Regions from separate parts of the Homo sapiens genome. Here region 1 is linked to region 2. A link is an interaction called in ENCODE POLR2A ChIA-PET data of the cell type or tissue named here. Cell type or tissue: PC-3. All regions are shown on one strand.

Region 1 (4,000 bases), 730 kb after region 2:
GAAGTGTTTCTACTATTTCTCTGAGGAATTTAATCAATTCAGTCAAAGCAATCAACAAAACCAGTTGTTTATTATTATACATGCCAAATCATTTAATGACTAACTAGGTTTCTTCAGATTTCACTGACTAGATGTTGAACTGCTGGGATAACATAAACCAACATGCCCAAAAGGCTCTTCAGGTTGCAAGACTTGAGAAAATTCACTAGAGCTAATATTAATGAGTAAAACCCCATCTTCTCTCAATTATTTTACATTAGAAACAAAAACACTCTTGAATTATTAAATGGTCAAAACAACCAGTGAGGCTGTATAATATCATACATTCTTATTAATTTTTTTAAGTTATCTTGCTCTGAGGGGTGACTATATTTTTAAATTTTGCCTCTGGGATCCACTTTATTAGGATATCTTTGTGTTTCTGGGACAGAACAGACCCTGTATGCTCTGCTCGTGGTATAAGCTCACGACTGCTTCTTGATTTGATTTGTGTTACTCTAGAAAGACAAATGAGGAACCAGACTATTTCAGTCTGTGATTCATTCTCAAGTCAAGTGTGGTTCCTGGACCTAGCAGGAGCAGCATGCTCCCGGGAACGTGTTGGAAATGCAAATCCACAAGCCCACCTCAGACCTACCGAAAGTGGCACTTTGGGGATGAGGCGAGCAATATGAGTTCTAACAATCCACCCAGGTGACTCTGATGCATGCTAGGAGGAGGTCTGGCTGACACCACTCCCCATGGTGTATTCTTCGGAAGGGTATTCTGTGGCATATTAACACGTGTCACACAATGAAAGGGTTCCTCATTTGAATACGTTTGGGAAATTCTGAGATAAAAAAGTTAAATAGAGCAAATGGACCACACTCCTCCACAGTTTCCCTATAGGTTATCATATACAGATACCTGTTTAATGTCCCACAAATAGGATATCCCATGCTCTTTCTCCCAAGAGTCTAGTTCTCCATCCCTCTCAGCTATTCAGAGAGAGAAAGAATTCTTCTTTCAGTACAGAGTCCACTTTTTTTCCACCCAAACGTGACTGACAGGGGGAAAATTCAGTGTGGTTTGATGCCTCATTCCCTCTACTGCAAGGCAATCATGATAAGAAATGGGTAACATGTTAAACAAAGTCTGAGTTATTCAGTCTTAAATAATTACCCCTTTGGGACAATATTCAATTTACTCCACATATATATTTGGAGAAAAGACACGTCTTCAAGGACAAAGTCTTGCTACAAACATAGCAAATTCCTAGTACTAAACTGAATGAAAACATCTTGGTCTGAATTATCTATATTTGTATTATTTCAGTGGTTCAGGGCTTTCCCAAAATTAATGTGGGGTCATTTGCTTTCCATCTATCTTCAATGTAAAACCTAACAAGGACTTGCCTACAGAATGGATTCTAGCTTCCACTTTAGCACACAGAAGTAGGTGATGAACCCCAGGGTGGTAGTTTTTCAGTTTCAGTAACTTGCACTGCAAACTCTACCACTAACAACAGGAAGAAGCTGTAGGCAACTTAAATTATACTGGTTTTCCACTAACACAGGGGATACTAAATAAGACTTAAATGAGTTCAAATTACTTCTTCACTTAAGAAAAAAATTTTAATATACTCCAATGCTGTAAAATTTTAGTTTAATTTAATAATGAAAAATAGATAATTTAAAACGTTCATTTTTGGTTAAATATTGTACGCTGGAGAGCAGGAGGACAAGCATGCAGTAAAGGGGATTATTCCAGCCTCTACAGAAACAACATTGCATTTTTTGTTCGCCTTTGCCTGGGTCAAGATATACTCCCATACAACCAAGTACAAACATCTAATGGCCATGTAGAGAAGAAGCTTCCCAAAAACTCAGACCCTAATGAAAGCTGATAAAATCTGGGTGAGACAAAACTTAGAGAATAACTCAAGCATGACTTCAGACTTAAAACCTCTTAAAGGAACACGTCAAATTATGCCAAGTTGCTTGTGCCCAGTTGTAATGAGAACAATTCAGTGCTGTAGGAGAAAGGGCACTAATTTAAGAGTTGTTGGCATGGCAAACAATAGATGATGTCTCATCCCTTTATATCCTATAATAAGTGTGTGTCATCCCAGCCTCTCCTCTAGTTCCTCTGACTCAAATTCATGTATTGTTTAAAAACTTACTAAAATGCACTGAATCAGAGCACTGCAGACAATAAAAATAGAGGCAGTTTTTGACGCCAAGCCAAATAATTTTGGCATTTATTCCCAATATGCATGTAAACAAACTGTCAGGCACCCTTATGTACGAATGGAAAATTATTCATAAAGGGGAATGATGACTGAAGTTCTGAGAACAGTTACCACTGCAGGGAATTAATTCACTGACGCATGTAGTCTGTGGAGGGCTGTTCCTTCATTTAGTGTCACATCACATTAGCAAACATTTCATTTCATGTCGTACACCACTAAACACAAAACTCTATGTAAACCACCATAATTAAAACCCAAGTCTTTCAAAACAAAAACGTTAAGGCTCTCTAATGTTCTGTTTTTTCTTTCTCCATAAAAAAGGAGGGAAAGAGGTAGGATTACTACCTGAAAGCTGGGAGGTCAGACCTTAGAAAATGGCCATCAATAAGGCAGTCACATCTCTTAAATAAGGGGAGTGATGGAGAGATAAAAGCAGTACAACTGGATTTTAAATGTGTTAAAATAAACAAAACAAAACAAAAGTTTTGTTTTGTTTGGATGAGGGGTCATAGATTCTGGTTCATTCTTATAGAAAATCAGAAAATCTAAGTTTTAGTTGTAGCAGAGACCGCTAGATACCCACAACTATGTATCCTCCCCATTCTATAGTCATATGATTTGTAACTGGGTACATGGCCTTCAAATTTGTCTGTATATTCCAGGATCCCTTATAAGCCAAGTGTGGCCTATGACTAACTTGTAGCTGTAGGGATGGATACAGAAAGGATGTGTGCACCTTGCAGGGTGTACCTCTAAAGAGAAGGGGCATGCTCTCCACTTCCCCTTCCTCCTTTTCACTGACTGAAATGTGGATGAACATGTAGATACACGTGAAGGCAGTACCTCAGTGACCAGGACCAGGAAGAAAGGATCCTGGGTTCTAGGACCATTGCGTTGCCATAGGAACCCTGACCACTCACACACAATTTAAAAAACCTATTTTTATAAAGTCATAGTATTAGATTAGCTGTTATTGAAGTCACATGCATATTCTAATAAATACAATATATGTTTGTTAAAAATGAAGGATATAAGTCTTCTAGTCCTGTATAGCAATGGTTGGTAAATTATAGCCATAGGTCAAATCTGGCCAATGCTTGCTTTTGTAAGCAAAGTTTTACTGAAGCACAGCTATGTTCATTCACTTATGTATTGGCTGTTTTCCCACTATAATATCAGAGTTGAGGTGTATCACGAGAACACACTCACTATCGTGAGGACAGCACTAAGCCAGAAGCAATCCACCCTTAAGACCCAAACACCTCCCACCAGGCCCTGCCACCAACATTGGGGATTGCAATTCAACATGAGATTTGATGGGGACATATATTGAAACTATATCATCTACCAAAGAACACAGGCCAAGTTCAATGGAATGAGATCAAGTGCTTGGAAATCACCTAATGAGTATATGGTGTCCACGGTACTCTTACATTTGTTAAACAAAAATTAACTGTATGCTCAAGTATCTTATGAAATTCTTACCACTGGAGAAATACAGAGAAGGGCCCATTATTCCAGTTGTGGGTAAAGGAGAAACACTCATCCTTTGGGGCTACCCAAGGACAGAAATAGTGAAGAGAACTTTAGTCTTTGGGCTTCTCTGGGTGTATTCTGTTTGTGTGCAGCCCAAGGGAGCCTACTATATTTTTATTACTCACTCCAGTCTTGGTCATACCTTCTTTCTGGGGCATTTGGTGGACTGTCTCTCATTGCCAGCACCTGTTACGACGTCATGCACCTCAGCCTCAACTACTTTTCCACAAGACT
Region 2 (4,000 bases):
ATTTAAGAAAATTTTGAAAAAACTCAAAATTATTTTAAAAATTTAACTATATTATTTAAATAAGGATTTAGTGTTCAAAATCATTAAGTAGCTCACCTTAGGAGGTAGGGGAGGTGGTATTGCACGTTTTGAGGTTGATCTAATACAAAGAAGAAATGCAATTTAGATGATGATAAATGACCGTAACCGAAAACACAGATACTATTAAATATGTATTAAAATCAGTTTCTATACAGAGGATGTAAAAGACAGATCACGATGCAGAGTATAAAATCTTTAGGAAGACCTAAGACCTCACTCATATTGTCAAATTGTATGTCTATAAAATAAAGATTTTAAAAAGTGGACACAAAGTCTTATTTTACTTTTATGGTTATGCTTTGCTATATTTCTTATGTAATAAAAACTAAGTTAACTTCTTGGTTAAAAAACTGATTCAGAATTTTAGAGTTGGGACCCATAGATTCAAGTGGGTATATCATCAAACCTTTTGTTACTCAAAGTAGATCCTCAAACCAGCAGAATTGGCATCATCTGGGAACTTTTCTAAATGCACAGAATCTTCCTTTTAATAAGCTCTCCAGGTCAATAAGTTTGAGAAGCACTTATCTAGTCCACTGGTCCCACACACTTATCCACAGTCATTGCAATCAATTAGGCGGCTTTCAGGATTCTTAGATCCAGTCCCAAAGACTGTATTCTATACCAGAGGTTGGCAAACTTTTTCTATGAAGGGCCAGAGAGTAAATACTGCAGGTTTTGCAAGGCATACAGTGGTTGTAACTATGGAACTCTGCTGTTATAGTGTGAAAGCAGCCATGTACGATACATAAACTAATAAGCATAGTTATATTCTAACAAACTTATTTATGACACTGAAATTTGAATTTCATGTAATTTTCATGTGTAATAAAATATAATTATTCTTTTGATTTCTTTTCAACCATTAAAAATGTATTTACTATTCTTAGTTTGTGGGCTGCCATAGTTTGTTAACTCCAAATGTATAGGCCTAATGTGGGAACCTAGGAATCTGCATTTCTAAAGAGCTCTGTAGGCAATTGCAGTACACAGACAGGTTAGGAACAACTCATGAAGGCCAGCCCCCTCACTTAATTGTAGAGGTAACTATATTGGAGAGATGAACTGGGGCTTTTTAACTCTGTTACAGTATTTTTTCCCATGACATCATGTGACTCACCTTTCAGTATATTATCATTACATAGCATATTCTGATTAAAAACAAAAACAAATAAAAAACCTTAATGATCAATACATGATGCTTTTTGGTAAAACTCAAAAGCTTTACCTTCATTAATGGCATAACTTTTTCAAGAATGCAAATTAAAGCTTATTAGAATAAATCACATGCCCCATACTGTTCTTATGTAATCAAATAAAATATAGTTATTAAATTAGAAAACAACTTACTTGCCAGTATTTGCACCATCAACAAAAGGATTCCACTGTAACATGAAATTTGGGTCTGATGACAATCCCTGTAAAGATAAAAATATAGTTTAAAATGTTACTTTGTAACAGGTATTAACCATTTTATTTGATTCAAGAAAACATTCCAGTGTCATGATTATTAATCATCTTGGCATTCAATCAATTTTTTAATCTCTAGCTAGATTTGCTTTGTCATTTGACATATTTAGGTCAATGACTCATTATCAGTCGACCTGAACTTAAGAAATTCCATAAACATACTAAAGGTAGCTTCAAATGTGACAAACCTTCTTTATCAGTATGTGAGCATATTCCAAAGCAAACAATAAAAGAAAACAACTGAATTATCTACATCATCACTCCATTAGCATGGAAAACTAAATATCATATTACTAAACTGTCATGAATTTACTGGTGCTACTACTTTTCCCTCTTAGCATGGAAACTGGGGTTTTATCATACAGCAACATATTTACAGTAAGAAGAGCACTACTTCCAAACATTAAGGATGAACTCAATAGGCTAGGTTAGGCTAACTCTAATAATATCTTGCTTCATTACTTTTTTCTTTTTATTTATTTATTTATTTTTGAAATGGAGTCTCACACTCTGTCGCCCAGGCTGGATGGAGTGCAGTAGCTTGATCTTGGCTCACTGCAACCTCCACCTCCTGGGTTCAAGCAATTCTCCCTGCCTCAGCCTCCTGAGGAGCTGGGTTTATAGGCACATGCCACCACGCCTGGCTGATTTTTGTATTTTTAGTAAAGACAGGGTTCTGCCATGTTGGCCAGGCTGGTCTGGAACTCCTGACCTCAGGTGATCTGTCTGCCTCAGCCTCCCATAGTACTGAGATTACAGGAGTTGGCCACTGGGCCCGGCCACTTTTTTCATTTTAGATAAGGAAAGAGGTAACTAGATAGTAAATTCAAAATAGCAGCAATGGTTAAAAAAGAAACTATATTAACAAATAAAATATATTTAAAAAATAGTAAGGCAATACAGAATGTAGAATTTACTATAAAACAAACAGAATCAGTTAAAAAAAAAAAGGTCCTAAGAGCTTAAAGCTGAGAATCAAATTCTGCGTATTTAATAACATCATGTAAAACCTTCAAAAGACTAAGGAGGTTAAAATGAATGATTGAAATAGTGTATTACATCGTACTCTAGTAAAAATAAAACTAACTATAAACTTTTAAAAACTTTAATACGGGAAAAATTGTCAAAATTAATGCTTAAAAGAGTATATTACTTTGTTTTCTAATCAAAGTACAACTAACAAAAAAAAAGTTTTCTCAAATCTTAATGTGAAAATAATGCTTTAAAAATGAATTCTTACCATTTCATCTCGTGCTTCTGTTTCTTTTCTCAGAGGAGGTTCAAATTGTAATTTGTCAACTGCAAAATATATAACAGGTATGTACAAACTCAGCATCTCAAAGGGTTGATCTCAGAAATGTAATGACAAGTTTGTATATGGGGTGGGGGAGGGAGAAAGAAGAGGGGAAAGAAGACAAAAAATATGTTATTTTTTGACTACAAGAGTACCCCTTTGTTATGCTTACCAAAAGTAAATAACAAAGTGGGATCTTCCTAACATCTCTACTTAATTCTTGTTTGGAATCAGGAAATTAAACAGTTCTTTTTGTATAAAAGAGATTTTTAAAAATTCATCAAAAATAAATGACTAAGTAAAAACTTTAAGAATTTTCTCTATGCTGTAGACTCTGTTTTGAGACGGTTTAAGCTACAGCTTCATGGCAGAGATGAACTAAGAAAAACTACCTAAAAATTATCTAAAAAGAACAAATGACTTCTGTTCAATTAAATGTCACAATGGCATTCAGGAATCTGATATATTTTGCTAAATATGTATTTTATTTGGCCTAGTCATACTGACTTCAGAGTTATTCAAAATATTCAAAGAGTAACTTCTTTTCTATAAAATATTCTAAAACATAGAAAAGGAGGGTTTATTACTTCCTCATAAAGTATTTAAAATTTAAAAATTCTAAAATCTAATGTGATTAAAAGCCCCCCAAATTTTTTTAAACACTCATACTTGCATCATAGAGATGCAAAATTCCTAAATACAATCTTAGGAAACAAAATATTTTTAAAAAGCGCTTTCAAATAGGATCCAGTTGTCCTTATTCCTAAAAACAAGATTTGTAAAAAGCAAACACAAAGTACTGACATAATTCATCACATTAAACAAAAACAGTATGTCATAAATTTTTCAATAAAAGTTTAGAAGACATTCCATAAAATACAGTATCTACTTTAAAAAATAATCTAAAATAAAAAGTCCTGGGACATTAATGACTTAACGTAATTAAAAAACATCTGAATTCAAGAACTACTACTATTCATAAAGAACCTCTTTAGTCTTTTGAAACAGAGATGAGCTAAAGTTTGTTTTTGTGACAACCAGAAACACTGGCAAGCAGGTCTAGAGCTGCATTTCACATTACATAAAATGTGAAAATAATATATTACTTTTTTGTTGTTGTTGTTGTTGTTGAGATGGAGTCTCACACTCTGTCGC

Evidence for each region. ChIA-PET counts read pairs that join two places held together with the same protein. Peaks named below come from ENCODE experiments on the same cell type or tissue, not always from the same donor. Only the 100,000 strongest peaks of a DNase experiment are listed, where the experiment ranks them.
Region 1: POLR2A ChIA-PET joins it to region 2 with 7 read pairs; 1 of 35 experiments calls an interaction of 5 or more read pairs at or near these places.

What each region holds. Positions count from the first base shown.
Region 1 is chr14:51,180,147-51,184,146 of GRCh38, forward strand. No RefSeq gene overlaps it. Among named protein-coding and RNA genes, the nearest start is that of TMX1, 58 kb to the right of the region's middle. In PC-3, no CTCF peak of the experiment used is centred here; a DNase peak (open chromatin) is centred at 2,155; H3K4me3 peaks cover 540 bases; H3K27ac peaks cover 1,919 bases.
Region 2 is chr14:50,445,983-50,449,982 of GRCh38, forward strand. MAP4K5 (mitogen-activated protein kinase kinase kinase kinase 5) reads right to left here. Exons shown (of 33, transcript NM_006575.6): 15 at 2,792-2,850; 16 at 1,432-1,499; 17 at 97-139. Among named protein-coding and RNA genes, the nearest start is that of CDKL1, 51 kb to the left of the region's middle. In PC-3, no CTCF peak of the experiment used is centred here; a DNase peak (open chromatin) is centred at 1,699; H3K27ac peaks cover 1,502 bases.